4 separate regions of the Homo sapiens genome follow, and all the other regions are linked to region 3. Evidence: chromatin loops called from intact Hi-C (ENCODE). Cell type or tissue: endothelial cell of umbilical vein. All regions are shown on one strand.

Evidence for each region. Peaks named below come from ENCODE experiments on the same cell type or tissue, not always from the same donor. Only the 100,000 strongest peaks of a DNase experiment are listed, where the experiment ranks them.
Region 1: it touches region 3 in a loop (8-fold over the local background); 11 of 110 quality-filtered maps call a loop at or near these places.
Region 2: it touches region 3 in a loop (5-fold over the local background); 3 of 110 quality-filtered maps call a loop at or near these places.
Region 4: a loop joins it to region 3, with 5 times the contacts of the local background. A loop is called at or near these places in 6 of 110 quality-filtered maps.

Annotation. Positions count from the first base shown.
Region 1 is chr6:85,319,338-85,327,337 of GRCh38, reverse strand. No RefSeq gene overlaps it. Among named protein-coding and RNA genes, the nearest start is that of LINC02535, 81 kb to the left of the region's middle. In endothelial cell of umbilical vein, a CTCF peak has its summit at 3,703 (motif pointing right); a DNase peak (open chromatin) is centred at 3,727; H3K27me3 peaks cover 140 bases.
Region 2 is chr6:84,648,963-84,656,962 of GRCh38, reverse strand. No RefSeq gene overlaps it. Among named protein-coding and RNA genes, the nearest start is that of TBX18-AS1, 36 kb to the left of the region's middle. In endothelial cell of umbilical vein, no CTCF peak of the experiment used is centred here; DNase peaks (open chromatin) are centred at 3,602 and 4,402; H3K27ac peaks cover 3,228 bases.
Region 3 is chr6:84,761,622-84,769,621 of GRCh38, reverse strand. TBX18 (T-box transcription factor 18) reads left to right here and starts at 5,024. Exons shown (of 8, transcript NM_001080508.3): 1 at 5,024-5,732; 2 at 6,874-7,078. The coding sequence starts at 5,441. LOC124901353 (a long non-coding RNA gene) reads right to left here and starts at 7,281. Exons shown (of 2, transcript XR_007059666.1): 1 at 7,136-7,281; 2 at 1-368. RefSeq lists enhancers at 4,817-5,111, 5,123-5,706, 5,707-6,291. In endothelial cell of umbilical vein, a CTCF peak has its summit at 6,789 (motif pointing right); DNase peaks (open chromatin) are centred at 4,871, 6,011, 6,551, 6,791 and 1 weaker place; H3K4me3 peaks cover 4,079 bases; H3K27ac peaks cover 3,581 bases; H3K27me3 peaks cover 2,675 bases.
Region 4 is chr6:84,572,219-84,580,218 of GRCh38, reverse strand. No RefSeq gene overlaps it. Among named protein-coding and RNA genes, the nearest start is that of LINC01611, 100 kb to the right of the region's middle. In endothelial cell of umbilical vein, no CTCF peak of the experiment used is centred here; a DNase peak (open chromatin) is centred at 4,718; H3K27ac peaks cover 1,461 bases.

The DNA of each region.
Region 1 (8,000 bases), 560 kb before region 3:
TGTTCGGATGTGTTCGGAGTTTCTTCCTTCTGGTGGGTTCGTGGTCTTGCTGGCTTAGGAGTGAAGCTGCAGACCTTCACGGTGAGTGTTACAGCTCTTAAGGCGGCGCGTCTGGAGTTGTTGGTTCTTCCGGGTGGGCTCGTGGTCTCGCTGGCTTCAGGTGTGAAGCTGCAGACTTTCGCGGTGAGTGTTACAGCTCATAAACGCAGTGTGGACCCAAAGAGTGAGCAGCAGCAAGATTTATTGCAAAGAGTGAAAGAACGAAGCTTCCACAGCGTGGAAGGGGACCCCAGCGGGTTGCCACTGCTGGATGGGGCAGCCTGCTTTTATTCTCTTATCTGGCCCCACCCACATCCTGCTGATTGGTAGAGCCAGGTGGCCTGTTTTGACAGGGCGATGATTGGTGCGTTTACAATCCCTGAGCTAGATACAAAGGTTCTCCACCTCCCCATCAGATTAGTTAGATACAGAGTTTCTACACACAGGTTCTCCAAGGCCCCACCAGAGCAGCTAGATACAGAGTGTCGATTGGTGCATTCACAAACCTTGAGCTAAACACAGGGTGCTGATTGGTGTGTTTACAAACCTTGAGCTAGATACAGAGTGCCGATTGGTGTATTTACAATCCCTGAGCTAGACATAAAGGTTCTCCAAGGCCCCACCAGAGCAGCTAGATACAGTGTCGATTGGTGCATTCACAAACCCTGTGCTAGACACAGGGTGCTGATTGGTGTGTTTACAGTCCCTGAGCTAGACATTAAGGTTCTTCAAGGCCCCACTAGAGCAGCTAGATACAGAGTGTCCATTGGTGCACTCACAAACCCTGAGCTAGACACAGGGTGCTGATTGGTGTGTTTACAATCCCTGAGCTAGAGATAAAGACTCTCCAGTCCCCACCAGACTCAGGAGCCCAGCTGGCTTCACCCAGTGGATCCCGCACCAGGGCTGCAGGTGGAGCTGCCTGCCAGTCCTGTGCCATGCGCTCGCACTCCTCAGCCCTTGGGCTGTCGATGGGACTGGGTGCCCTGGAGCAGGGGGCGGCATTCGTCAGGGAGGCTCCGGCTGCACAGGAACCCACGGAGCTGGGGGAAGGCTCAGGCATGGCGGGCTGCAGTCCTGAGGCCTGCCCCGTGGGAAGGCAGCTAAGGCCGGGCGATAAATCGAGCACAGCGCCGGTGGCCTAGCACTGCTGGGGGACCCAGTACACCCTCCGCAGCCGCTGGCCCGGGTGCTAGGCCCCTCACTGCCTGGGCCGGCCGGCCGCTCCGAGTGCAGGGCCCGCCAAGCCCACGCCCACCCGGAACTCCAGCTAGCCCGCAAGCGCTGCGCGCAGCCCCGGTTCCCGCTGGCGCCTCTCCCTCCACACCTCCCTGCAAGCTGAGGGAGCCGGCTCTGGCCTTGGCCAGCCCAGAAAGGGGCTCTCACAGTGCAGCAGCGGGCCGAAGGGCTCCTCAAGTGCCGCCAAAGTGGGAACCCAGGCAGAGGAGGCGCCGAGAGCAAGCGAGGGCTCTGAGGACTGCCAGCACGCTGTCACCTCTCACCATGAAAGGGTATGGAGCCATGCCAAGAAGGCAAGTGGGCCAGGTTTGCTGGAGGGGCAAGTTTGGGCTGGGGGTAAGGAGCTTTTGGAAATGAGATTACAAAGGTGAACTGGGACAAGGTCATGGAGGACCCGGTATGAGGGTTAATTGCAATATTTAGGCAGTGGTGGGATAGTGAAGTTTAAAAATAGAAGAGACCATTTTTTTCTAGAGTGCTGTGACGTGGTGTGGGATGGAGGTAAAAAGGGGAGGAGATCTGGAGCCTCGAGAGCAGCTCCATGTGGTGGGTGCTGCCATACCGAGAGAGGGGATGAAGGGGCAGCGCTTGTACAGAAGCCAAAGAGAGCCGGATGAGAAGTAGGATTGGAGAATGCTGTCAAATGGTAGAATTGACAGGATTCTACCCATCTGGGACATATGTTAAACTAGATAAAAAAGCGTTATTGGTTGAGTACCTCTTTAATTTTGCTAAGAGGAAGCTGCGTGGAGCAATGCTTTCCAGCTTTATTTCTGGGGACTGACTGGGCTCAAACTGTGGCTTGGTCACTTGTAGCTGAGTGACCTCAGGAAAGTTTCGTATCCTCTTAGTGCCTCAATTTCTTCATTTGCAACATGGGGATAATATTAGTAACCACCTCATAAGATTATCATTAAGATGAAATGAGTTACTATTTGTTAAGCAGTTAGAATTTGCCTGGCATGTAGTGAGCTCTAAATAACCATTTGTTAAAATAGCAGAAATAAATAAGTAAAATAATGTTGCAGATCACCTTGCTGAGGCATTGTCCAAGAATTCTGGGATAAAATTCTAGGAATGTTTAATGTAGAGTCACTATCAAGCACAAGAAAAATGCCTGGTGTCTGTTAAGTACCAGAAGAGATATAGGTAAGTAGATACTGCCCATATAAAAGAAGGCTCTGGCATTGGGTACATGGTGCAACATGCTAAAATGATGCAAAGATGAAGCAAAGAGCTCACTGGAATCCATAACTTCCAGCAGGTGGACGAAAACCAGAAAAATGCCCACTTTGTAGAAGACTTGGCCACTCCTCTCATTTCCCAGCACAGAAATTGACAACTCGGTTTACTGGAGGAATTTGGTCAATTGCTGGGAAGGATTTATTTGTATTTATTTATTTAGTCAATTTTATAGAAATAATGTCATAAAGACATGGATGCCTATGGCAAGGGTCACATCCAGGATCTTGCCCCTCCCTGCCTGGCAGCTGTCTTTCACATGCTTATCTCTCTGCCTGGAACCCATGCCCACTCCCACCCTCAGTAACTACTATTTGCCCTTTTGCTCTCAGTGATAATGTTAGTTCCTCAGGGAAACTCCCTCCACTCCCCTAGACTATATATCCACATGACATCGTGTACCTTTCCTTCATGTCTTTTGTCCTTGTTTGTAATTAATTTTGGGGATTATTTGTCTTCTCACTTAGACAACAAGTTCCACTAAGAGCAGGTGTTGCTTTTTCTTAACACTGTTTCCTTGGTGCCTACACAGCACCAGAACAGTGTAAGTGCTTACTAAATATTTGTTGAATATAGTGAAATATTTTTTGTTGAATGTACCCCAGCCACCTAAAGGGTCTCCTGGTTTCCTGAATTCATAGAGATTCCTTTGGAAGTAAGTGGTTGAGGTGGTTGAGCTTGACAGCTGCTTTCAGATCAAGATTGAAATTCTATGCTGTGTGTGGATGGTTGTGAGAGTCTTATTGTACACTCAAGCTCTTAGTCGATTTCCAGTCCAGGTGGCACAGAATCAGGCTTATCATCTCATGTGGGTTGTGTTTGTCCTCCTGTGGCTCTTAAGGGAACATCTCAGAGATGGCCAGTGGTGCTGCTCTATTATTTGGGCGGGGCGGAGTACTAAAAAGGGTGGGAAGAATGGAACCCCCCACCCCTCATCGATTTGCCTCACACCGTTAGTAATGGGGAAAAATGCTGTCGAGGTGTCATCAGTTCTAATGTGGCTGGCTATATTAAATGCTAGAAATAATAATGGAAGAAATGTGAGACTCTCCTTGCTGCAATGTGCGTTGCTGAGGAAATGAAGAACGTCGCATTCAAAACCTCATTTCCCTTCTTAACTACAAGGGATTTCAGCATCAAAGGGATTCATACTCAGACTTCCACCTTGTAAAAGCTTAGCCTGCAAAGCCAACCAGTAGAGGGCGCTGCTACCCTTTGTAAGAATCATTTGGGGCTCACCTGAAGATAGAGACATCTGAAATGTGGACCAAAGATCATCAAGTCTGATGTTTATGACACTCCAGTTACAAACCTGAAAAGGGAAAGCTTTATGATGGTATAATTTATGTGCTTTCTTTAAAAGTTAACAAAGCTTGTTTGTTTAAGCAATCTGTTTACCATATAAAATTGTCCTGAGTCTGAGAAAAAATCACCTTTCTGAAAGAAAGGCTGACAGGAGTGCTGGAACATGAACTTAACATGATCCAAATGCATGCATCTGTTTAGGGTCATCTGAGCTATTAGGAGTCGTAGGAGCTTGGCTAAGACTTCTCAGTGAATGTAGAAACACTGAGAAGGGAGGTCAAAAGATGATTATGATCGGGGGGTGGGGCTTTTGAGAATTATTATACTAAATGTGAAAATCTGATTTTAGCTCAGGCGAGGCCTTCAGAGAAAGCATTTAGCCAGCAGGAAGTTAAAGGGTAGCATGTGTCTTTATCTGTAGGGACATAGCTGGTTTATCCAGTTCTCTGGGATACAGTCCTTGATTTGAGGGGTCTGGGGTTTTGAAAATTGGCACCACCTGAGGAGTATGACCCTGTGCATTCCCATTCTTCAGCTGGATTTTGGGCTTCTCTCAGGGTTTTGCCTCTGACTGCAGTGGATGGTCACACCAGTAACTGCAGGCTCCACTCCATACAGCTCAAGGCCTGTCTGCTTCTGTTGCTGAAACTGAAAAAGCTGATCAACAGGGCCTCAGCTCCTTACAGTGGGGTGATGGCCCTTCCCACATCTCCAGGAGGGTCTGTCTGCTGAAGGCTGGAGGGGAGCATCCAAGCTGCCTTGATTGGTACTACAGATAACCCTCCCTAAGTCTCTCTCAGGCAATGGGGGAGTGCACAAGACATTGTCTGGGAAATGGAGAAAAAGCGTTTTCCAGGAGCCAGTCTGGAGCCAGGAATGATATGAGAGTCAAGGAAAGTAGACAGTCCTCTCCAATGCTCATTGAGGATTCTTCATTCCTGACTTAGGTTTCTGGCCACACGCATTTCCTGGGAAACATCATTCTTAGTACCTGTTTCTTTAGTGCAGGGCTATTTCTAATGCTTCAAATTCTTTCATATTAATGAAGGAAAAAAGTTTACTCCTCTGCTATTTTAAGCCAACAGAGTAGGAATTCTGGTAGAGGTTGGTGCTGCAAATTTTGAGGCTTGATCAGAAGTTTGAGTTGGGGTAGCCAAATAATGATCAATTTACTATGTTAAACAAAAGGCAAATATTTTATATCAAGCATCACTTGCAGCCTCCCTAATAAAAGATCTATGAATCTTTTTTCCTTGCAAAGAATGAAACACTCCAAAACTCCTGAGTGTTTAGGAATTTGCCTTTCCTCTCACTAGCTGCTCAGCAGCTGAAGCACTGCCAATGGTTGCATGGGGAACAACAGGAGGGGCTTGGGCTGCCTGACAGCCACACCTGTGCCTTGGCTTCAATAGACTAGAACAGGCCTCAGCTGGCTTAGGGGCCAGAACTTGGCAATGCAACACATGTGAGCTGTGGGCAGATGTTGAGTATTAAAGAGTAGAGAAAAGGGGATGATTCTGAGGAGCTGGAGTGGGATTGATTAATGGAGGTGGGGCCGACGCAAATTCAACAATCCCAGCAGACCACTGGCAGGAGAGCTGGTGTTTTAACACTTTTTGTAGGACTTCGTGGAGGTCTTTAGAAACAGGGTAAGTCCCCATGTGTCTGGAGGGTTAGTGGGAGATCTTCCCATAGGCGTGGGTGTGGATTCGATGAACCTTCAAAGTCTTTTCAACATTCTGATTCTGTGGTCAGGATTAGACAGACTCATGTGGCCACAAATGAAATAAAATAGGGATCTAATGGAATGTTTTATGTTCTGCATCTTTAGTTCCAAATGGGAGATAGTCTGTTGAGTGCTGCAAGATTGATCCTGTCCTGTTTCTACTTCAAAAGCTGATTAGAATTGATTCTCTTCATCTTGGCCTTAACATTCTACTTTAAATAAACGTAGAAACGTATTCTGAATCTCTCTGAAAAACCCAAAGCAAAGGACCTGAGAGAATGTACCATTCTAGGGTATTGCAAATGTACTTACTTGAATCCATTTATTTAATGCCTCCTGGCACCCAATTCCACCAAGGTAGTTTGGTTTTTCTGTTAACATTAAAAATTCACCCCAAAAGAACTAACAAACCCAAAATCCAAGTGTCTTACAGAAACTGTCTTTTTCTTTGTAGGTGCTTCTTGCTTGAAACAAGAGGATCTTGTGGCTTGATAAAATGTTTGGAATACCCAAGGAGGGCCTCCTTTTGAAGGCTTATGCAGTGCAGCCTCTCTCAAGATCTCAGTTTACTCAGAGAAGAAAGGTGAACTGCATTTGTTCCAAGTAAAATATACATCTGTATTATTCACCATCACACCCCTATTCCATTACAAACAAATACTGACCTTGTTCTTCTGATGTGAAGCCAGAGGGAGTGTGAAATATAGCAAGGAGAACAGTCTGATGCAGAAATATGAAAGTTCCAAGCAACAGAAACGCGGTATTTAAAAGGAGTAGAGAAGGGCCCCAACTTGGTCTTTCTAATTCCTTCTCTGCAGCTGACCCTGGGGAAAGTAACTCAATAGTTATCAGTCGCTTTGGGGAAACTGCCTACATTAGTTCAGATTGCCAGTTGGATTTTTTCACTCTAGGATCTATGTGTTGGTAGTCTCTCTGTTTTTTCTTTTGGCCTTAAGAACTTCTCTTGAGAACGCTCTGTGTGTGTGTGTGTGTGTGTGTGTGTGTGTGTACATGAACTTTTGACCTAAGTACTAGAAACCAGTTTCCATTTGGATGCCAAGCACGTTTCCTCCTTTTAGCAGGGCTGGGAGCTACCGCTTTGTGATTTCTCTCATCACGATGTTCTAGGAAAAGGCTTTTGAATGGTGGAGAAACTCAGCTAACATTACATTAGAAGAAAGACGGGGAACACAGTTTGGGAGAATATGTACAAGATATGAGATTTTGATGTTCAATGAAAACCATACCCAATGTTTTCTCTTGTAAAGTGGGGTAAGATGAGGATTAAATGAGATAATATAGTTGTTTCTCCTACAGTGCCATATACATCTTTCTAAAAAATAAATGTAATGTAGAATTTCATGCAATAAAAATGATGAGCCTTCTGGGAAAAATTTAATTGGGTGAAACACAACACCTGTATAGTCTAGTAAGGAATACTCTTCTAAAACCCTAATAAAAGCTTTAAAAATCTCAAGTCCCTTATAAAATTTAAAAAATACCATGGTACATAAGTGCTTCACCTTACAGAAAGCACAAGGTTTGCTTGGTGAGTCGTAAGTGCACAGTGGGGGCTTCTGAGTTATGGAGAAGGAGGAAAATAGTAGGACAAAATGCTATTGCACTAAAGGTGCTATGGTTTGTCCTGTTTACCTTTTACATTAATTTAAAATAGAAATGCAGAAGTTGTTGTTAGGCCATTTTCTCCTTTCTTTAAGAAGCTGCATATATGGCCTCAAGTGATATGGGAGACTGCTAGGCAGTGGGTGCTTTGCTCAGTGGGGTAATTGTTTTCAATACCTGTGGGTGCACATCAGCCCAATTATAGTGGCATATTTCCCTCTGGTGACAGTTACTGGACTTTTGTTATCATGGTCTACATCATCATCAACATTATTTATACCTTCCTCAGGCTTAATCAAGAGATGTTGCAGCTCTCATAGTTGTTCCTGCTGAATAGCTTTCTTTTATTTGAGATGTATTGTCACTGATGGCACACAATATGGATTCTGTTAGATCTCTTGTTCTTGTGCTATCACAAGTTCTCTTGTGTATTTGTAAATGTTTCAGTGTTCCAAAAAATGTTTTGTTGTTTTAAGCTTCTTCTCAAGACTTAAGGCATTCCCTTCTCATTTGCTACTTGGATTCATCTGCTCAGGATGCTTATTCCTGTTTGGGATGTTGGAGTAAATATTTTTAGCAAGAAAGTTTGAGAGGACAGCACTGTATACACACTCATAGGGCAAAGCCTGCAGGTCAAGTGGGGTAAGGGAGAAAAGATGAGGAGGTGTGTTTGTGTTTCTCCCATGGTCATTGCATTCAAGGGGTCGGCATTTCTTCATTTACTTGGTGCTGCTAGGTGGTGTAAATCATAGTCACCTTGTAAAACATTGCATATGAGCTATCATGATTTTGTGTCTTGGGGACTGTATCCCTGATTTATCTACAT
Region 2 (8,000 bases), 110 kb after region 3:
GCAGATGGCAGTTATGGGGAAAGAGAACGGTCAATTCAGTGCTTATGGTTCAGGAATGACATCATATTATTTCTTTATTTTCCATGAAACCAACAGGCATCTTCAGGAATAATAACCTTAATAAGACCCACCACAGTAACTACACGCAGTTAATGGGATTATCTCCACTTCTGTACCCAGGGGGAAACTGGGGAGCTTTTTGGGTCACCCTCTCATCTTCCAACCTGTTGTTTTTCTGGTCTCTGAAATATTTTGTTTATTGGCCTATGTGATATTTGCCTATCTGGCTCTCACCTGTGATGTAAGCCCCTTGAGATTAGGATTCACATTTTTTCTATTTTGAATTTCACCAGGTGCTCAGAGGCATAAATACTGGCATGCCAGTTTATATGGCAGTTCTTTTAGAATTTCTATATAGGTAACATATTTTACTTTTCAATTTGTATTTTAATTCTGTGCTTAGTTTAGGAGAGAATACTCCTCATAGAATCTGTCATCAATTTTGAAGCCACACTGTCACATAAACAAAACCAATTTTTCTAATCCCCAATAAAATAAACTCAAGTGCAAAAAAGTTCGGTGTGCTTCAGCTTATGCTGAAATGTATAAATACTTCTATGTCTCATAAAACACAGTGCTAGGCATTTTGTAAGCCATTTGGTTTTGGCATCATTCATTTTATTTTTAGTCTTTCATTTAGAGACAGATTTCTGAAAACTAATGCTATTATGTGATAGCTTTTATAAATCAGAGTCATGATATCACAAATCTATGGAGTTGTGAAATCTACAAAGTTCAACTGGGAGGGGTGAGTTGTATACTGACTTTTCATAACACTCTCTGGGCACCTCAGGGTTATATTCCATGTTCCCATTCTGGGCCCCACTGGGAAGGTCCTTCAGGACCGTTAATTTCATTCGTCATCTTTATAACATGCATTTTGTGAGTTTGACTGATATAAAACTTATTTTTTTCCATTTTTCTTTATTAGAAATTATGAGAGTATTTTACATACACAGGTTTATCTTGCATAATAACTGCTGGTTAGCCTTTCACTAAAGCAACTTTTGAAAGGTTGTATCATTTTCCCCTTTTCATTCAATTTTTTTCCTCGTTATAACTATTTTTCCCCAAAACTCACTTAATCATTATGATATAAGTCACGTATTCACATTATGTTTCAGGCAAAGATCCATTCACCAACTTACTTGATAACAGCAGTTTCTAATAAGAGTATCATATGGAATAAATTTGAATTGCCCTGTGTGGATGAACCCAAAGTATTTTTCTTTGCAAACATACATAAGATGAGTGGGATAAAAAGGTAGTATTTTCTATGGTTCTCTCAACCACTGTATGTGTGAGCTATTTCCATGTGTTTCAAAGCCTCCTGCTGTATAGCATCTATCTTGTTCTAAAGATGTGTTTGTGTTATAACTTGTGTGTGTGTGCATGTATGCACACGCGTGTGCCATAGGTAGATTGTTGCAGTAATGGTGCCCAGTTTCTTCAAACTTTCCTTTATCTACACCTTTGGGTGGTCTCCTTCCACTTCAGCAGAGCCTGACTGTATGACTTACTTTGGCCAATGGGAAAATAGCAAATTTAATGTAATCAGAGGCTTGAAAAGCACCTGTGCATTGGGGCTTGCCTTTCTTACTGCTTTGGAACCCTGACACCACCAGAGTGAGGAAGCCCAGGCCAGCCTCCTGGAGGAAGAGAGACACATGGAGCAGCGATAAACAATCCTAGCAGAGGTGCTCTAGACAAGTGGTTCTCAAAATGTGATCCCCAGATTAACAGCAGCAGTATCCCTTGTAAACTTGCTACAAATGCAAATTCTCCAGCCTCACCCCAATCCTACTGAATGGAAAGCTTTGGATGTAATGCCCAATAATCTATGTCTTAAGGAGCTCTCTAGGTAATCTTAATACATGTTCATGTCTGAGCATGAAGTCATAGAGCCCTCTGAGAACCACTTCTCTAGACCAACCAGACTGCCAATTGCCAAATACATAAGTGGGGCCATTCTAGACCTGGGGTAGGCAAGGCACACAGTCACAGCCATGTGTTTACATATTGCCAATGGCTGCTTTCACACTACAACAGCAGTGTTGAGTAGTTCTGACAGAGAAAACATGGCCTGAAAAGCCTAAAGTATTTACCATCTGGTACTTTATAGAAAAAGTTTGCCTACCACTGTCCTAGACCAACCACTTCCAGCTGTGTCACTGGCTAACAAGAGACATCAGCCAAGCTGACAAGGATTTTTAAAAACTAGCCCATCTAACCAACAGAATTCTGAAAATACAATAGTTTGTTGTTTTAAACCATTAAAATTTGGGATGTGTTTGTCTACATCAAAACATGCATTTTGAGTGCAAGACAACCAGGTGCCCAAATAAGGTTACCTGTCAGAAAGTTGATCACTAACTCTCACTGCCTTCTAGAAAATGGTTCCTTTGCCCTTCATCTCCAACCACCCACCCATGATCAAGGCTTCTCTTTGTTTGGTGAGTACAATAACCTTTCATCACATTTTAATGTTCAAATTATATTTATTTAATTTACAGTTATTATTATTTCTAGAAATTTAATCATTCATTTGATATATTTTGCTGTCTGTAAAAATCCTTTAGTATCTTGGATTCGAGTGGAACATATCATTTTAACCATTAAAACTAATGGAGATATTTGTGTAATTAAATGCCTTTCCCTTAGCAGTTGAGTTAGCAAAAATAAAGTTGTTAAAAATATAAAATCTTAGAAGAAATAGAAGGTGGTAGTGGTTATGTCTCTGTAGTGGGATTATGAATGCTTTTATTTTTTGTATGATTATATATTTTATTTTCTCATTTAAGTATTATTTTTAAATCAGGACTCCCACACTCCACAACAGATACTACTCATGTTACTTTTTCACTTGAATTTAGTCATGTCCTGTGTTCCGAAAAATATTGCATATATTTTACGATTTTAAATGACTAATGCCTGGGTTTATCTTTAGTACTTTATTATGTATTGAACTTGAGGTGTTTGTGGTGGGAGGAGGCCTAATTTGAGATATAAAATAGATAATTCCAAGTTGATTTCAGTCACAAAGCAGGCAACAGAAAGAACTGCCTCTTTGGTTTGGCCGTGCTATGGTCTGAATATTTGTGTCTCCCCAAAATCCATGTGTTAAAACCTGACCCCCAAGGTGATAGTGCTAAAAGGTAGAGCCCTTGGAGGTGATTAGGTCATGATTGCAGAGCCCTTGTGAATGGGATTAGTGCCCTTATAAAGGAGATTTGAGGGAGCCTTTTTGCCCTTTCCTCCATGTGAGACACATATCAGGTGCCATCTATGAGGAACGAGCTCTCACTAGACACTGAATATGCTGACTTTTTGATCCTGGACTTTTCAGTCTCCAAAACCATAAGCAATAAATTTCTCTGGTTTATAAGAACAGGTCTAAGGTATTTTGTTACAGAAGCCTGAATAGACTAAGGGAGGCCATTATACATGGCAATGATTGAGACTCTGAGACTCTGCCGTAGGGAGAAAGTGAAAAGAAAACATATTTCCTATTTGATAGTGTTCTCCAGATCCTATGAAAATAGAAAAGGAGGAAGTAGGTTTTAATGGGAATAGGAAGGTCATAAAGAAAGACATTTTGTGGGGAATGAAAGAGAAAGTTTAAGAACACTGCCAAGGTACGTTGAAAAATTCTCTTTTCTGTATCCTTTCAAATCTAGATGAGATCACCAACCAGCTGGTACTGTTTAGATGAAGAACTTGTTAGAGACAGAGATATGGGCAAAATGACCTGTTGAACCTTCCAGCCTTAGAGTTTTGTTAACATGAACTAGGAGTGTGAGATTTAACAAGTAAAGTTTTTCCTTTTGTTTCAGGTTAAATATATTGATTCCTGATTATTCAAAGATGTGCGTCAGTATTTGGGATTGGTTTGGATTTCCACTCATGGACAGATCCTAATAGTATAACCTGCAAGCATTCTGTGTGCAAGCTTTACTGGATAGATTGTTAATTGCATTTGCCAGCATGGCTCAAACGAGTCATGAATCTAATCAGAAGGCACGAGTCTATTTCAGAAAGTCCAGCTAGACCTTGTAAATTCTGGCAGCAGTAGTTGAGGTGTGATGCTAGAGGTTATATGAAAATACACTCTGTACCACTTTTAAAATGTATGAAAGTGAAAAAGAAACCATAAGTTTTTGACTAAATTAGAAAAAATATAAGTATTTTGTTCAGAGACCTATAAGATAAGGCAAGTCTACTTTGTTTTGTTAAGGCTATAGGATTTTTATGAGGCAGAAGATCTCATCAGTTTGCTAGTACCACAGATGGGGTTGCTTGGGACTGATTCAGAGAAAAATGTCTGGAATGGATCCAGATTTCAAGCGGGGGAAATAGCAGGAATTGCTTTCTTCTGACTATGTTCAGTGTTTTCAGTATAAATCACTTATCAGCCAGAGGTCCTTGTAACTTATGTACTAAGGTATTTTTTGTGTGTGGAAAAAACAGTAACAGGGGAAAAATTAACTAATCTCTTTAATAAAGCTCTGGTATTCAAAGTTCTTTTGGGCACAATTGCCAATATTTTCACCACCCAAGATGAGGTGAACTAGCAAGTCCATTGGGCCTCATGGTCTTATATTCTTACAACTGAGATGACAGCTGTCACTCACATGCAAAATCTCCTATTGCCATAATATCCCCTGTGTTATCACTGTGCTTGAAAATAAACAAATTCCAAACTGGAAGGGTTTGGCTTAATTAATAATAAGATTTTAGGGCTTTATACTGGTGTGAAATTACCCGGGGCTATTCCAAAAACACCCTAGACACTATCCTTCTTTTTCTGGAACTGATTTTTCTCAGGATTTCTCTTTGGCAGCTACTTAGGCTAAGATTGCTTGGGTGCTCTTTGGCCTGGAGAAGTCTATGTTTTGGTTGGTCTCATCTACCAAAAAAGGCCTCTTATCTCTGAAACTATTTCAACTCTTCCCAAGAATTTAGACCTAATAGTAGGGTGTCTTCTGACGACCTTACCTAAAGTACTAGAAGGGTGAATAAATCACTGTAGCAAGTGTCTGGTAGACACAGCCACATGCTTCTTGGGAGCCAACTGCTGCAGGTATTTGTCTCTAGCTGAAAGCAAAACCAAACTTGCTGATTGGCTGGGAAAGAAGGCAGGAAGCAGATAAGAACTTGACCTCAGGCTTGGTGTCCAGGAAGGGCCTTCATGATGGTGCCACACTGCTCTGAATGTTTCAGCTGATGGTAGGCATTTAGTCCTTGGCAGGTGTTCACCTACCCAGGCAAAACAAATCCCAGTGTCAGCTCTCTTTTGCATTGCATGCTGAAAAGTACTGTAGTAGATTTCACAGGAGGACTCTGTTCTCTGAACTGTAAAGAATAATTGGAATTATCTTAGGGGGAAGAAAAAAGAGAGGCCCTGAGAAAGAAGTTCATGAAAATGGAAGTGCTAGTTCTAGAAGAAATCTCAAATCTTATGTTTTGTTTAATATGCCATACTTGCCTCATAATGGGTGGAGAGTAGAACTGTGGCCCAGGTAGACATGACGTCCTCCTCATCATAGGAATTGTTTTTTAAACATCCCCTATTTGCAAGGAACTTTGGTAACAGAAAGTTGTGAGAACCAGTCCCAGTTCTCAAGGAAACAGACTAGAGGAGGATGGCTAACAACAGTGGAAGCTGGAAGGAAAAATGGAATTGGACAAGGCAGGAATCGGTGAGCTCTTAATATGTGAGACCATGTTTCTCTCAAGCAGAGAGAAGGCAGTTTAAGTGTGAGTTTAAAAAGTGCCCATAAAACTTATGGTTTTATTCTTTGTTTTATTCTGCCTTTAATTTTAAGGAAAATTACCTGTGTGGACTATGATGGCAGAGAAAGGTGATTATTGATTCATTTACTGAATAACCCTTTGGTTTTCACATTTGAGTGGTGTTAGAATAGGAAAATAGAACAAAGTCCACATAACCTGACTTAGTTTTCAGGAATCTGTTATTAGAATATTTGAGTTTAACTGGCTTATGCAATTAATTTCCTCTGCTTTTAATGACTTAAAAATTCTTCAGATGCACTGTCTTTTACATTTTTATTCTCGATGACATACTGTATTACATTGGTCTACTCTAAATCCCATCTGGACTGAGTCAAGAGGGGTTCCATATGAGTGGATCAATTATTCATTACATATTGAAAATGGCTACTTTATATGAATGCTGCAGCCCTATAAGTCCTGCATAAAATTTAAATGATTCTATTGACTCCTAATTAGCAATTACTTTTATCAAAAGGAGGATTACAAAAGATATATGCTATAGTCTGAATGTTTGCATTCCTCCGTTATTTATATGTTGAAAGCTAATCAGAAATGTGGGTGGTAGGGCCTTTGGAAGGTGATTAGGTCATGAGGGTGGAGCCCTCATTAATGGAATTAGTGTCCTTATAACAAAGGCCCCAGGCAGCTGCCTTGTTGTTTTCCACTATGTGAGGACACAGTGAGAAGACACCATCTGTGAACTAGGAAGCAGGCCCTCCCCAGACACTGAATCTGCTAGCAGCTTGATCTTGTACTTTTTAGACTCCAGAACTGAGAGAAAGAAATTTCTGTTGTTTGTAAGCTATCAAACAGGCTGACAATGAGCAACTAATTATATCTTGATAAACTGTGGAGTGTTCTTCACAGGCTGTCTATCTCCTAATTCTGTTTCAATCTTTATGTATTAAATAGAGTGACTTCAGTAGGACAAGGTAATGCTCATGCAGGCATATCAGTTAGAGTTTGATAAGGGAAATAGGACAACTCTGAGTGACAGAGAATTAGAAATTCATTATAGAGAATAGAGCTCATGCAATCATGGGAGATGGTGAAGAATAGCATGGAAAACAATTGCCTTGGCATCTGGTGTGGGCCTAACATCACTGCAGGCCAGCAGGGCCATCTGTTGGGACAAAAATCCAGATGTGAAGTGGAGGAGAGCAAGGAAATTCTGGAACCAGTGAAGACAAACTAGATATTTTTCAGGCAAATTGGAATCTGTACCCATCTCTCACCACTGCTGTCTTAGTCTGCTTGGGCTGCTATAACAAAATACCACAGACTGAGTAGTTTATAAACAGCAATATATTCCTACAGACCAGAAGGCTGGGAAGTCCAGTTCAAGGTCCCAACAATTGGGTGTCTGGTGAGGGGCCCATTCCTGGTTCATAGGTGGCAACTTCTCTTTGTGTATGCACATGGTAGAAGAAAAAAAGGCAGCTCTCTGGGGTCTCTTTCATAAGGGCAGTAATACCATTCACAAGCGTTCCACCCTCATGATCTATTTCCTTCCTTAAGGCCCCATTCCTAATATCATCTTCTTGGGGTATTAGGGGTGAGAATTCTTTATGGGTTAGAATTCCAACATATGAATTTTGTGGGGAAACAAACATTCAGACACTGCCAACCTTCAACCTCCATGCCTAGGAGGCTTGCAGAAGAAGCCAGTGCTCTTCACCGTGCAGCTGTACATGCGGTGGGCCCGTAACTTGGATAAATTGTAGGAGGATATTCAGCAGGGGGAACCGTGGGCCTGGCTGCTGCCCCAACATGACAAGGTGAACAAGCACACGGGTGACAACAGAGGCAAGTTACAACAGCATGTGGCTCTCCCCTAACCTTCAGGGTGTAACACCTGTTGCACTTTCATCTTCCAAATCTGCTGCAAAAGTCTCTTGTGGCCCTGCCTTAATGAGGACCCATATAGCATAGGAATTTGGGGACATCTAGTTACAGCTTAGCTAAATTGACCCCGTACAAAACGTCTACCATAGATTAAGAATGTCTTGTGAAGACGCAGTGACTCATTTATATGTTTTGGTGAAGAGGTCAAAGCTAAACACATGTACAAACATGTAAACTTGCTGTTCTCACTAAATGTCAGTCATAGTGAAAGAATAACTGATTTTAGTAGACATGTGTTAATG
Region 3 (8,000 bases):
CATCTGGGTGTTAATTTCAGTACTTCCTTCAAGCCATCTTACATGTCACATATTAGTGATAAAGACAAGTGTGGCCTTCTTGAACATTTCTGTTACTGATCCCTCAACACTGTAGTTTTGTGGGAGGAGTGTGAGTCAATAAATGAGGGAGATAGGGCAGCGGTTTTTCACCCACGGGGTGAAAAAAAATAATTGCAGTGTTGTTTGGAGGTAGAGCAGATACTGCTGGAGATACACCAAGCATGAATACGGAAGCTCATTTTCCCAGAGGGTGAATTTTCTTCTGGACGCATCACAGATTCATTACTTCCTCAATGTCCCTCGACTTGGTGGGCCAGAAGACCCCTTCTCCCCTTCCTTTCTCCAAGCTGGAAAACGGGGGGGCGGGGGGGTGGAGAGAGAGAGGAATGAAGACAAGCTTACCCTGGGAGTATACTCTCATTTGACACTCCAGAAACCGAGCACCTCCCTGGAGCCCCAATGAGAAACGATCATTGATTTTAAAAAATCAGCGCTTAAAGAGATACTCCGCGGGCTCAGACCTGATTCTGATTCTTCTACCTGAGAACTGCGGAGTTGTTCCGTGGGCTGCACAGGTCCTTTGTAGAGGGCTTCAGTCTCAGCTAATCGGAATTGAGAAGGACGAATTGTTGGGGGAAGAATGGAAAACAGTCGCCAACAAGTGGGGAGGCGATGTCTGTGCGTGCAAGTCAGCCACAGGAGTGAGCAGGGAGGAATTGCAGCTCCGGATCGCTTTGTTCACGGGGCCTGGGTTTGCATCTGCAGCACCAGACCCGGCAGAGAAATCCGCAAGAGTGCAGTCCTTGAGCCCTGGGACGCCTGAATTTACTACCGTAGGCTTTATAAACTTGTACAAGATAAAATATTTTCATTAACGCAGATCCGAAGGAGAGGCGAGAAGAAAAGTATGTGCAAAGAGAAGAAAGAGAGTGGGAAAGAGTAGGGACAGGAATCGCGGAAAGGGGAAGCCCTAGCCCATTTGTGCGGCGCTGCCTGGTGACTCAGCGTAGGCTGATGTTCACGGTCTCCAATTAGGCTATGGCTCCTTCCCAGATTAAACTATAGAGGAACGCAGCCAAATAAGTACCCCTCTTGGTGTTTGGATTTGGCCGTTGCCCACCCATACTCTCCGTCCCATTTCTGCTTCTAGCTCACTTCATCTTTTACTAATAATAAACTTCTCTATGTGTGGCAAAGAAGTCTGGGTCCGGATTATTTGGAGACTCGGGGACCATTTGATGTGCCCTGAGATCAGGGGCAAAGAACAGATTCTTGTCTGAACAGACTCAGGGCTTACCTTATCGAGTCTGAGAAATTAAATATAGGGGTTAAATACAGCGAGTGTCAAGTGTAAAAGAAAAAAAATCAATCTTTCGAAGGAATGAAGACCGGACGCATAGAGCTTTAACAATTATAACTTAAAAAAGAAACAATTGTTTATAAATAAAATGTAAGTATCTTATAAATCAGGTAAGATGAAATAGCAAACTATACACAACTGGCCATGTATCAATGCTATGTAAACAGGCTCCAGGCTAAAAAGCAGAGTGGAAGCCGACAGAGAATGAGTTTAAAACAACAACAACAAAAAAGCACTATTTCGGAACTGTCCAATTTTAAACTGCACCAAGAAAAATAAAGAAGAGACCGGATATGCTTTTTAAAAGTCCATCTCCCGCCCCTGCACGCCCCCTCCCACCAGTTAGTGTTGCTGTCCGGCAGGACATGGATTCCACTGTATATCGTTGTCCCAGATCTGGGAGCTCAAGGATCTTTTGCCCTTCTCTCTCTCCCCAAGTCCTTGAGACTAATTCATTCTGACAATATTCTCCTCTGGCTGACTTTTATTTAACATAGAATCCGGCTGGTCTTGAGAGAGGCCTGACAGTTTATTTCAGTTTTGTTTCCTCAATGTAGCTCAATACTGGGAAAAGACATTTTAATCTCCTAAAGCAACAGAAGACACACATTCTCAGGTACTTAGACCCCAACTGCCAACAGACACATTTACACTTGAGCAGGTGCACATGCTCACGCACACATGCAAACACAGACACGTGCACACGCGCGACCGGACATTGCGATTACGCGCCCTGTCCCCGCTTTCTTTGCTCTCTTGACTTGCAAAGTGCGAGGGCCTGGCGCTCTCCTCGAAAGGGCATGCCGCGCTGTTGGTAAAAGGCCTTGCTAGGACGAGGCTTTGCTGTCACTCGTCACTCTCAAGGCTGCCACTCCGCCCAGCCAACTCGGAATGTCTTTCCCTCCCATGCCCAAGAGAGATTCGACGCCCCTTCTCCAGGAGCCGAGGTTGGAGTGGGCTGCAGTCTGTGACACACTGCCCCTCGGGACCTGGGTTAGCTGGTCCTGCCCAATCCAGTAGCCTGAGCCGAACTTAACGCAAGTTGGAGGCGGCGGCAGCAGTGGTGCGGCTCTACTGCTATGATTCTCCTTAGCCAGTAGCAGGACTAGGGGGCAAACGCCTTGTCCTGTCCTCGGCGCCCTACTCACACTTGAATTATTTCTAAGGGCCACGTTCTAGAAACATCGTGGATGTAGACGAGGCTCTGCTTTCCAGCCTTTCGGCAATGCGGACACCAGTCCCCGGGTTTCCCCGCCTGCTGGGGTCTGCTGCCCAGGGTGAAGGCGAAAGACATAAAGAAATGGCAGAGGAAAAGAAGAGGGCGTGAGGCTGTATGATCCCGAGAGCGCCTTGCAGGCCTGTGTATCCCTTTCTAAATCAGTTTGAGCTGCAGGACATATACAGGGAGAACTCCTTTGCGGAACAGGCTTTGCGTCAGCAAACAGTGTTTGTCCCTGGCAGTTTCTCCCAGGGTAGGGGCTCCCACTACCCCTGCTGAGCCCCAGCAGGCCCGAGGGCTCCGACGACTACACCCCTGGGCAGCAGCAGAGTCTCCAAAGCTGTAAGGACCGCTCGGAGAAGCACCGGGTAGCTCCCTTCTTGGGGTCCCCGAGAGCCTGGGATTGGGGCGGGGCACCTCAGCTGAACGGAACTTCTTCTGGCGTCTACTCCAGCTAAGTTAGCTCCCGCCTTGTCCCACTCCCACTCCCGGCCCAAACTCTCTAGGCGGCCTCTTAGCTCTCCCTGCCGGCGCCTGCCTTCGGCTAAGCTTCAGAAATGGGATTTGCGCTTCTTTTTAATGATGTAATACCGGCCTAGGGTACCCCGGAGCTTGGAGACCCACTAGGGACCACACAGCTCTAAACCGGTCGCAAAGCCTTCATTTTGTAAAATGCAAAACACCTCCTCCCAACTGAGTTTGTTTCTCAGGCGTCTAAAAGAGGCTTCCTCCGCAAGGATATTACAAAATCATTTTTGACCTCAAGGCTGCCAGGTTTGGCTGGGCGGCTTGCTCGTGCCTCTGCTCATCGCCTGCCAGGTTCCTACTCCCGCTGTGGTGTCCGGCCTCCAGGAACCGCGCGTTCTCTTCTACAATAAAAGGATCAGTCTCAGTGGCGGATCTACCCCCAAATGCTACTCTACTGAAAGTTTACAGAGAAGTCAGAGATAAAAGGGCAGCCAACGGTTGCGGAGATTGAATTAAACGAGGGACGAGGGAGAGGAAAAAATTCCTTTGTCATATATATATATATATATATACACACACACACATATGGAGACAGAGAGAGAGACAGAGACGGAGTCTTGCTGCGTCGCCAGGCTGGAGTACAGTAGCGCGATCTGGGCTCACTGCAACCTCCGCCTCCCGAGTTCAAGCGATTCTCCTGCCTCAGCCTCCCGAGTAGCTGGGACTACAGGCGTGCACCACCACGCCCAGCTACTATTTGTATTTATTTATTTATTTAGTAGAGACGGGGGTTTCACCATGTTGGCCAGGATGGTCTCGATCTCTTGACCTCGTGATCCGCCCGCGTAGGCCTCTCAAAGTGCTGGGAATACAGGCGTGAGCCACCGCGCCCGGCCTGCCGTGTATTTTATACAAAAGATGGAGTAATATGCACGATTAATTTTATTCCACAAGAGATTTGCTCTATTTATACCAAACATATATATATATATTTGTTAATCCTAACAAAAAGTCGAGTTGAAACTACAAAACAAATTGTACAAATATATATGTTTGGTGTCATTTAATTAAAAAGCACTGATTTTATTAAATTTGTTTTAAATACATCAATGGACTCCTTAAAAGCCTGAAGTAACGATTGTAAATTGTCAACAGTAGGACAAATATAAACTTACTTAAATCACAGAGAAGTTTTTCAAATGGGGAATTTTATTGCGTCTTCATACTTATTTCATTTTGCGAAGTTTTAAGGGGTTTTAAAGTTGTCCATATCGTTAAAGACGTACAGAATGAAAATCCCATGACCTACGTTTTAAAATAACTACCACTCTTTGAAAGAAAAGGTGGGCTGCGGAAAGGGCGTGCTTTTTCTGACATTTATATGACGGACTGAGCGTTAACGTAACATTTTGCACTCCTAAAGGATTTACATATTTCTTAACCTGGTATCCCCTAAGAAAAAAATCACGGAGTAAAGTTTAAATAAGCCTAAGCCATATCTGGCGCAGACTGAGTGCAGGAACATTTAAATGAGAAAGGAGGGGCCTGCGAATTCTTCCCAGCTTCCCAATATTCTGAGTTGTAGCAACATTAAGCGATACGGAAGTGGGACGGCAATTTACGGAACCTTGAAAGATTCCTGATTTTCTAACTTGTTGAACGTCTAGTTTAAAGCCGGGAACTTCCGCCTTTCCAGGTCCTGGTGAGGAAAGCTGGAGACTACGGGGCTGGACTCAGCTACGGACGTCAGAGAGACAGAGTTCAGCGTCCGTGTGGCTGGCACATCCAAGCCAGACAGCGGCGCTTTTCACTCCTGGTTTTTCGCTACCTTGTAAGGAAGTGGGCGCGGGCTGCGCGGAGTCGGCGCCTCCTGATTGGCCGGCCGTCTGGGTGATGGACAGGGACCCGGGCTCCGCCCCCGCCGCTTTATTGACACTAATGAGCAAGTTCTTCCCACCGCTCTCCTGCCTGGAAGTGCTGACAGATCAAGGCAACAAATTTCAATTACAATCCCTAATTTGTGTCCACAGAGTGTTTTTTACCCATGTTAGTCCTCTCTGGCGCATCAGTTGAGGCAGACCTCGGAGCAGCAGGAGGAGGTGGAAGGGGTGGGAGCAAAGGAGTGCATCAGTGAGAGAGCGCGCGAGAGAGACCCAGGAAAGGAGACTTGGCCGGCGCGTCGCCGGTTCCTGGATCCCAACACAAGCGAGAAAGCGGAAACGCCAAATCTGTTTTTTGCCCGCGGTGGGGAAGGGGGCAGATCTCGGGAGGCCCCGAGAGCCTTTTAGTTTTTGGTGGGGGAAGAGCGAGAGCGCGCGTGTGCCCGCGTGAGTGTATATGAGAGAGGGGCGGGCGGGCGCGGGGCGGGGGGGATGGCCGAGAAGCGAAGGGGCTCGCCGTGCAGCATGCTAAGCCTCAAGGCGCACGCTTTCTCGGTGGAGGCGCTGATCGGCGCCGAGAAGCAGCAACAGCTTCAGAAGAAGCGGCGAAAACTGGGCGCCGAAGAGGCGGCGGGGGCCGTGGACGACGGAGGCTGCAGCCGCGGCGGCGGCGCGGGCGAAAAGGGTTCTTCTGAGGGAGACGAAGGCGCTGCGCTCCCGCCGCCGGCTGGGGCGACGTCTGGGCCGGCTCGGAGTGGCGCAGACCTGGAGCGCGGAGCCGCGGGTGAGTGGGCCCCTTCCTGCCTATAACTTCTCTCCGGCGCGAACCTGAACTTCTGCGAGTCTGTGGGTGTGCGTGCGCGCCGCGTCCCTACATGGCCAAGGCCACTCAGCCACTAGCGCATTGGCCGTGTCAGTCGCAAAGCTCGCCGCGCAACCTGGTCACCCTCCAGACGGTTCAGATACTGCTTCCAGGCTCGCCTCGCGGGCGGCCGCCGCCCACTCGGCGACCCGCGCCTTCGGCCGCGGCTGTTTGCTGCGCCTAGCGGTGCAGCTCTGTGCTTCCTGCATCTGCCTCCCTTGGGGTTCCAGCCAATGGGTGCTCTTTTTTGTTTCCTAACTTTTAAAAGCACAGGGCGGGGAGGAGGGGAGCGACGGCATACCCCACCCTGAAACCGGAACGAATGCCCTAAACCGTTTGTGCAAACCAGGAAGAGGGCGGCATATTTGGAAACTTGGTTTCCCGAAGGGTAGTTGAGCGGTTCCCTTCCCTTCTCCTCTTGATTTCTCTGCCAAGGCCGACGGCGACCGCGGGCTTGCTTTTCACACTTTTCTCTGCTGGGCTGGAAGCGCAGGGCGCCGGGAGTTTGGCGAAAGCGGGGTCTGAAGAGCCTTCTAGAAGATGCCTCCGGCCCGGCCCAAAAGAAGGCCCAAAGCGAGGCGCCGCAGACGCTTATGGCTTAAGGAGGCCCAGGCTCTTGGGACCAGAGTCCGGGCGCTTTTGCTGCTTGCGCTTCGAGGCGCAGGTTGCGTCGGAGTTTGCACTGGGGACTCTGGACCCGGGAGCTCCTCTGACTCCGTCGGGCAAGCGTCCCAGACCCCGGCGGCGGCGTGAAGCCTTTTCTGCTGGGGCCTTGGCCCTGCGGAGGCCCAGCGGGTGGGGTGGACGCTGCCCGCGCGCCTCTCCCGGGCTTGGGACTTGGGGACCAAGCAGGCCACACTGGAGCTCTGAATGCGCCCCTTCGACAGGCAGAATGTGGGTGTCTATCGACTGGCTTGTTCTTTAGGAGGACCTGATGGCACCAAAGCTTCCCCTTTTCTCCCGGTCATTTTCCTCTTCTCAGCCACCAGGTGGGCCCGTCTCCGCGGCTGGCTTCCCCTCTGTTTCCCTCACCAGTTCCCTTTCTCTGTCCTTTGCTGTCCAGGCGGCTGTGAGGACGGCTTCCAGCAGGGAGCTTCCCCTCTGGCGTCACCGGGAGGCTCCCCCAAGGGGTCTCCGGCGCGCTCCCTGGCCCGGCCCGGGACCCCTCTGCCCTCGCCGCAGGCCCCGCGGGTGGATCTGCAGGGAGCCGAGCTCTGGAAGCGCTTTCATGAGATAGGCACTGAGATGATCATCACCAAGGCCGGCAGGTAATGGGCAAGCTGGCGTGGACGCCCCTCCCTACCCCAGACCCTGTCTTCACTCACCTCTAGCTCAATCAGGAAGAAGGGCCTGCAGCTCGGTGGGGGTTCTGGATAGCATTTTCGGTCAAACGGGACCAGGCCCCAGACCGTGGTTCACTTTGGAGGCTAGCTTTGGCTACCCACCACTAGTGCAGTCGGTGCACAGTCCAACTGCCCTCTGGTTGAATGCCAGGGAGAAAATTACTGTCGCCGCTGATGCCACAGCTGTCGCGGTTGATGTTCTGCGTTCAGGGCGGTTATAAATTTGAGGTCATATTTACCCTTGTCCAGGTATTTATTTAGGCTCTAGTTGTCAGTTCTGGAACTAGGAAACATTCTTTTTTTTTTCCTTTCTCTTTTATTTTTAAACAGCAGTTTACTCCAGTAAACTATGATTTGCTTTTTCAGATTTGAAACTCCCAGGCAGATTGGTTCTTTATCAGAAGATATCCTGGCAATTTGATAAGATGATCTGTCCTGCTATTTCATATTAGACTAGGAGGAAAAGTCACTGGACTCACCCACAATACATGTTTAATCATGTATAGGTGCAAGAATAATTACCCTGATTTTTAAAAAGCATCCTGTTTATAGATTTAGAGTACCTGGTTATTTATTTATTTATTTTTGTCCTAAATGGAATCCAACACAGCCTGAATTTGCTGAGGAATACTTAAAAATTTTTTATAAAAAGGTACATCGGTTTTTTAAAAAGTGTGAAATTTTCCCATCCATTGGTTAGTAAAATAAATGGATTTGTTGGGCAGATCATATTAATTTGAGGTAGGCACATGAATATTTGCATTTTAAAGTTTTCAGTTTATTTAGTGCAGTGAAATCTATGAATAATAAGCTTCCTTAAACGGAACTTTAGAAAGCACACACAACT
Region 4 (8,000 bases), 190 kb after region 3:
GGTTTCACCTGTAGCTAAGTTGTCAGGGTCATGCACGTCCAAGATCATGGTGGATGAAAAAGAGATTGTGGTACAGGTTTTGAAAGCCAAGTCTAGAAGGACATGCACCACCCCCTGCTTTCCCTTCATTGGCCAGAGTTGACCACATGGTCAGGAAATGAGCTACCCATGTATCCAGGAGGAACAAAGAAATCGTTTGCTGTACTTGTAGCATTGTGTCTGCCATACTTTACAAGTTAATTTGTTTTCCCAAAACAAAGCCATGATATAAATGTATTATTTTCATAGAAAATACTGATTGTGATTTGAGTGAAAGTAGATATTTCCACAATAATGTATGTAACTGAATAAGAATGCGAGCAGTAAATTTCATCTTCTTATCTTGGGGTTTTAAAGTTTTTAAAAGTGTTGGCCATTGTATTAGTTTGTTTTCACACTATTGATAAAGACATGCCTGAGACTGGGAATAAAAAAGAGGTTTAAATGGACTTATAGTTCCACATAGCTGGGGAGGCCTCACAATAATGATGGAAGGCAAGGAGGAGCAAGTCACATCTTACATGGATGGCGGCAGGCAAAAAGAGAATGTACCAGCAGCAGAAATGCCAGATGCTTATAAAACTATCATATCTCATAAGAAATCACTCTCTAGCACAAGTACAGTATGGGGGAAACTGTCCCCCCATGATTCAATTATCTCCACCTGGCCCTGCCCTTAACACAAGGTGATTATTACAATTCAACATGAGATTTGGGTAGGGACACAGAGCCAAAACATATCAGTCATGTTAACACAGCAACAAGTGAAGGGGAGGCTTGGCAGTTATTAGTTAATGCAGGTATTTAGAAAGACACATGGCCAAACTGGATAATTTGGGTTGTGGACCCCCCTGAAATATCGTCTTGAGTTATCTCTATCACCTAAATTAAACAGACAATTGCTGTATTATCTTTGCACTTTGTGTTCAGTAATCATAGGATAGAGAGAGTAAAGAATGTCTTAAATTCCAGTACACATTTGGAGCTATTTTTCTAATAAATCATTTAGGATTGATTCAACTATTTCACTCCAATAGAAACTATTTCTTTGAAATGGAAGCTGTTGGGTATTTTTTGTTTTTAAAAAGGGGGAAACAATTTAGTTACATGTACAGAATTAATCATTTATTATTTTTTCAATAATGCTATTTATCTCATGAATGATGTACTTATTTGTTGGTTATTTTAAGCCATGGAAAGTTTTTCTTGACCTTTCAATAGTTATAATAATAAACATGCAGTAAGCACTTACTATATGCAATTAAGCACATGTTTTATTTTGGCATACATTTTCATAAATTATTTCTAAACCAAATTAATAGTCTGAATAAGTCAAACCCAATTCTATTTTCTGTCTGACTTATATTCAAAAAACTTTTACATATAGTTAAATGTTTATTTATTCACTCACTGAAAAAGCATTTCACGTGTGATTACTGGGTATTAAATCCAGTAATGGTCAATGTGAGAAAGCAAGAAAAGTAGTCCTTATTCTTGAGAGGCTTAGTTTCAGAAAATCTCAGAACTAGAGGATCAAAACTAAAAAGCCCCATTTGTAGTCCCAAATTACCCATTATTCCATAGTGTTGACTGGCATTGAAAATACTTAATTTCCAGTTCAAATTTGGGATAACTTAGCATTAACTTTGGAAACATAATTTTAAGCAAGTTAGTTGACCAAATTGTGTCCAGGAACATTCAAAATAAGCAGAACAAAACTTAAAAATTCTCACTGGGAAAAAATTGTTTCTAGTTTTCTCATAAGAATTTCCACATTGCCAAAACACATTGCAATAAACAACTCCTACAACTTTCAAGAATCCATTCACTTGGGCTATTTTTCTCATATAAAAGTTATTTGTGCTTTGTGTTTCAAAATATATTCTTTCCAGTATAATTTTAAAGACAAAAATCATTCTGCATTTATTGCTATATGCTGAAAACACAAAAGTGTTATAGAATAAGTTGGCAATGTCCTCTGAAAGAACTACAGTTATAAATAACTTCATGATAGGGATACGTTCTGAGAAATGTGTTAGGTAATTTGATTACGTGAAAATCATAGTGTACTTACAGAAAGCTAGATGGTATAGCCTACTACACACCTAGGCTACATGGTACAGCCTATTGCTCCTAGGCTACACAGTATAGCCTATTGCTTCTAAACCACAAACCTGTACAGCATTTACTCTACTGAATACTGTAGGCAATTGTAACACAATGGTAAGCATTTGTATACTGAAACATAGAAAATGTACAGTAAAAATACAGGATTAAAAATATCATGGGACTACCATCATGTACATGGTCCATCATTGATCAAAACATTGTCATGTGGAACATGACTGTATTATAACAATTATGCCTGGCTACTACTCACGACAATTTACAAATTAGTAGATTATTTTCCAGGAATAATGATTTTGTTATAAACCTAATGGTTGGTAATGTCAAGAGGGCCCAATAAATTCAAGCATTGATTTTCCAAATTCATGACAATGATAAGTAAAACTTTGAAAAAGAAAATTAAGGCTGGGCGCAGTGGCTCACACCTGTAATCCCAGCACTTTGGGAGGCCGAGGCAGGCAGATCACGAGGTCAGGAGATCGAGACCATCCTGGCTAACATGGTGAAACCCCGTTTCTACTAAAAATACAAAAAATTAGCCGGGCGCCCGTAGTCCCAGTTACTAGAGAGGCTGAGGCAGGAGAATGGCGTGAACCCAGGAGGCGGAGCTTGCAGTGAGCGGAGATCTTGCCACTGCAGTCAAGCCTGAGCGAAAGAGCTCTCAAAAAAAAAAAAAAGAAAAGAAAAGAAAAGAAAAGAAAAATTAAAAAATACATAGGTTGACTCAAATATAAAACCAATATCACTGCGGATCAGAAATGGAACAATGTACCAAGTATGGAGCAGATAAGCCAAGAAATTTCAACCAGTGTTGACTAGGGGAGTTTAACCAATGTTGGCTAAAAGGAACCAAAACTGCTTCAAGTAAGAGAAGGACAGAGCCCAGTCCACTGATTGAAGCCAGGGCCTGGAAGCGCAGAGCATAAGCCACGGCCCCTTCCCCAACTCTGTTTCATGAAAGGACATAGAAAAAAAAAAGCCAATTACTGTTTGGAGCTATCTATGGCTTAGAACAGTCCCAGGCAGTGAAAGGTCAACACATATTAGACATCATCCTATAAACAGGAATTGAACTAAATGGCCTACTAGCTTGGTTACTCAGTCTGCTATATCTCCAATGTTACCATGGGCCAAAAGCCTGGACATGCCACCACAAGATCTGATTCTGGACAGGTCTCTAGAGAGGCCAATGGAGGTGGAGAAATATTAGTAGGGAAAAAGGGAAACACATAATAACAAGGAATGCTTCACCAGGAATATGTTAAAATTATGTACCCTATATATACCATTGAGCTCTATAAAACAAAACAGAATCATAAGGAGATGTTGACAAATTCATAGATGTAGAAATTTTAATATTTTTTGCTTTGTAGCACACATATGTCACATCAAGATATCTAGAATATTTGCTAATTCCTCATCACTGGGTTCAATCAGCATGATGTCATCAGTATAGATGATCAGCATAATGTCCTGCATGATAGATGATGCCATAGAGATGGACAGATTATGAAAAACAGTAAAAAACTGGCATGGCTCTTAGATGAAACTGCGGAGGGTGCTGCTGTGCCTGGTAGTTGAAAGTAAAGGGTGTCTGGTAGAATTTTTTAATAAATAAAGAGAAAAAAATTTCTCTAAATCAGTTTCTGCAAACCAAGTACCACAGCAAGGGTTGATTCTATTCAGCAGAAGACTGCATCTGGAACAGCAGCTGTAATTGGAATTACATCTTGATTAACCTTATGATAACCCATGTCATGCTCCAAGGTCCTCCTGTTTCCTACAAAGCCAAATAGGCTAGCTTAATGAAGATGTAATAAGAATTGCAAACTCTGCATTTTTAAAATTTTTGATAGTGCATTAACTTCCTCAGACATGTGGTGTTGATTTATTTACTTTTGTTATTTTGATAGAGAATGGCAGCTTTAGAGGCTTCTGCTTGGACCTTCTACCAGAATAGCCATTTCTCTGCACATCTAGCAACTAATATGGGCATTCTACAGGTAGCTGGGTATGTCTACTCCAGTTATGCATTCAGGCATGGAGGAAACAACCTTGGTCTGGATTTGGGACCTCTGGACAGACCCAGGCCAAAAATTCATTTGTTATTTCACCTTTTGACTATTGGACCACCATGTGATTTGTGACCCCTAGGAATTAGCAACAGTTCAGAGCCAGTATCCAGTATTCACTGAAAGTCTGAAAATGTACATTTTTTCAAAGACAAGTTACCTTGGTAAACAGCTACAGCTCACTTTGAGAAAGGCTAGGAGGAATAGTCTTGGTATAAATTTTTGGAAATGTAACTGAATTCTTCCTCAAGAAGACCCTGCCCTTTCTTCATCCAAAAGGGTCTGGCTCAGGCCTGAGAATTAAGTGAGATCATGGTTTTCCACTATGGTGATACAGAACAGGTTTCTATTTACCAGACTTAGAGTCTTTGCCACTTATTAACATCCTATAAGACTTGTACAGGCTGCCTATCTATTTCAATCAAAGGGACACCATGACCAGTTAACCACAGGAAATCTCTGTGTGAGTCAAACTATTCTAATTGTTTCTCCAGCCCTAGTACCCATTAGAGTAACCACACACACTTTGTTTCCGGTGGTTAATTGCTGCTGACATCATTGAAGAAAAGATTCAGTTATCCCCAAACAATTCAGGGAGACTTTTCAATGTCAACACCTGCTACTGTCATCCATAACCTGCACAGAAGTGTCACTATAGGGCCTTTCAAGGATGCTGGTGCTGTTTCCTAATGTACTTTTCAAAGTTTAGGTGAAAGGAATGCCTACTGGACCCACTAGAAAACAGAATTAAGCGGGGATGACCTTGTTACATCTAATATATCCATATTATTTCTAGCACTCTGCAACAGAAATGTTATAGAGAGCTGTTTTGCCTCTTTATGCTATCTATGGTTTTCTTTCTTTATAGTTTGTTAAGGAAGTTGTAGTATCTCACCCTTTATTTACTTAATATAGGCAATCATTTAATATAGCCAATCAACCCATCTGTTAGATACTAGGTCTGAAAACAGGGTAAGGTGATATGAGTTCTTGAGGATAATCCACTTCCCCTTGCAGGAAAATTAGTCTAGTGGGTGTTGTTGATACTCTTTAGATAAGAGTAGGTTAATGGCCTCAGGGGAGCAAAGGCAGCTCATAGTAACAAGGGATGCCAGTGGGATATGTGATTCAGTGATTCAAGTTACACAGCTTCACCAATATCTATCTACTCAAATGTCCCAAAATCAATCCTCAGAGTTTCACTCTATCTGAATCAATGCCATAACTTTAATATAAGAGGCATAGGAAGGTTGTAAATTCATTCAGTGTTGTGATTCGGTGACCTATGGTAGAAGGCCTTCGTTTTTAGAAATTTCAGCCATACAGCTCCAGGAAATAAGGATTCTCTCATATCATTTATAGAAGTTGTCTAGTTTTTCTGTTTGTGGTTTAAACTGTAAATTCAGTCACCAAGCTTGTCTTTTTATTTTGCATGTTCTACAGTGCAGTCATAAGTAGCCAGTCCAATGCACAGCCCTACATTTTTTTAATCCATATTTTATTTAAATGCTACATGGTTTCTCAAATCCTAAACTTCTTTAGTGATTCAACTTTGACAACTAGTGAAGAAAGTTTTTAATGTAACAGTTTTATAATACATACACAACAAGTACACAAATTATAAGCAATCATTTTGATGAACTTTCACAAAATGAGCACACTCTTGTAATCAATACCCAGGTCAAGAAACAGGACATTATCAAAACACCAGAAGCCAGTCGTGCCCTGCTTTAGTCAATAAAACATTCCAAAATAAAAACTATCTTCATTTTTAAACCTATAGGCTAGTTTTACCTATTTTTAAACTCTTTGTAAATTAAGTATACAGATTATTTTTTAATTTTCATTTTTATTTTAGATTCAGGGGTACATTTGCATGTTTGTTACAAGGGCATATAACGTATGGCTGAGGATTGGCTTCCACTGGTCCCATCACCCACATAATGAACATAGTACCTACTAGGAAATTTTTCAGCCCTTGTACCTCCTGCCTCCATCCTCCCTTTTGGAGTTCCAGTGTCTATGGTTCCCATCATTATGTCCATGTGTACCTAAAATTTAGCTTCCACTTATAAGTGAGATAATGTGATATTTGTTTTTCTGTTTCTGCATTAATTCGCTTAGGATAATAGCCTCCAGCTGTATTCATTTTGCTGCAAAGGACATGATTTCATTTTTTTGTGGCTGTGTGGTATTCCATCATGTACATGTACCACATTTTCTTTATACAGTCAACTGTTGAGGGGCACCTAGGTTAATTCCATGTCTTTGCTATTGTGAATAGAAGTATGCACATTTTAAAATCACCTTTATAGTCCTAGAATAAACACTTGTTTGATTTCCTAATTTTTTATTACTTTTGAATTTATGTTCATGAGAAAGACTGGTTTCTAGTTTCCCTATATTTTATTGTCCTTTTGAAGTTTTGGCATCACGTAAGAGGCATAGGAAGGCTTGGCATCATGGTCATGCTGTACTTACAAAATTAATTGGGAAATACTTCTGCTCTCTTTCTATTATCTCAAAGAATTTGGATCAGACTAACATTATTTCTTCCTGAAATATCTGGAAGAGCTTATCAGTGAAGCAATCTAATCCTGGAGTTTTCTTTGTAAGAAGATTTTTGTTAACAGCTTTAATAAACTGGAAACATATAAGGTATAATAAATTTCTGTCACCACAACAAATTACCACAAATTTGGTGACTTTAAACAACAGAAAATTTATTCTTTCATAGTTTTAGAGACCAGAAGCTTTCAAAATCAATGTGTCTTCATGGTCACACTTCTTCCAAAGACTTCAGGGGTCAGTCTTTGTCATTGGATTTTGGGTTTACTCAGATAATCCAAGATGATTTCATCTTGAAAGCCTTAATTTAACTGTATCTATAAAGAACCTATTTCCAAATAAGGTCACACTCACAGATTCTAAGTACACATATCTTTTGGGAGAGGCCAGCATTTAACCCACTACATAAGGCTAATCAGATTCTTCTACTTATAAATAAATATATATATATACACACATAATTTTTTAAAAAAATTTCTGCATTTCAAGATATCAAGCAAATAATTTTACAATTTTGACTCTATTCTTAGAGTTTTAGTAAGTTTTGTTTTCTAATGGAAACTTCTATTTTGGCTTAGAGTTCAAAATATATTGATAGAAAAACGTTTATTATTATCTTTTTAATGTCTATACAGTCCATACTAATGTTCCCTTCCTCTTTCTGTTGATGGTAATTTGTTTTTCCTCTCTTTTTCTTTTATTAGTCTTGCTAGAGGTTTATCAATTGTATTTATCTCTTCAATGAACCAACTATTGTCTTCAATGATTTTCTCTTCTAAATTCTTTCTGTTTTATTGATTTATATTCTTATCTATTATTTCCTTCTCTTGTTATTTAACTTTTCTGTTCTTTTTCTAACTTCTTGAGATAAAGCATAAATTATTATTTTTGATCTTTTAGAATCTTCTACTATATGCACTTAAGGCTATATATTTTCCTTAAACAACTCATTTGATACCATTCTCCCACTTTCAGTATTACATATATTAATCATCTTTGATTTCAAAACATTTTAAATTTGCGTTGCCATTTATTTTTGGATCCATGTGTTATTTAGAAATACATTATTCAATACCCAAGATAGCAGGGATTTCCTAGTTTTTTAAAATTATCTACGTATAGCTTGATTCCATTATGTTCAGAGAACATACTCTGAATGATTTTAGTCCTTTGAATTTGTTGAGGTTTGCTTTA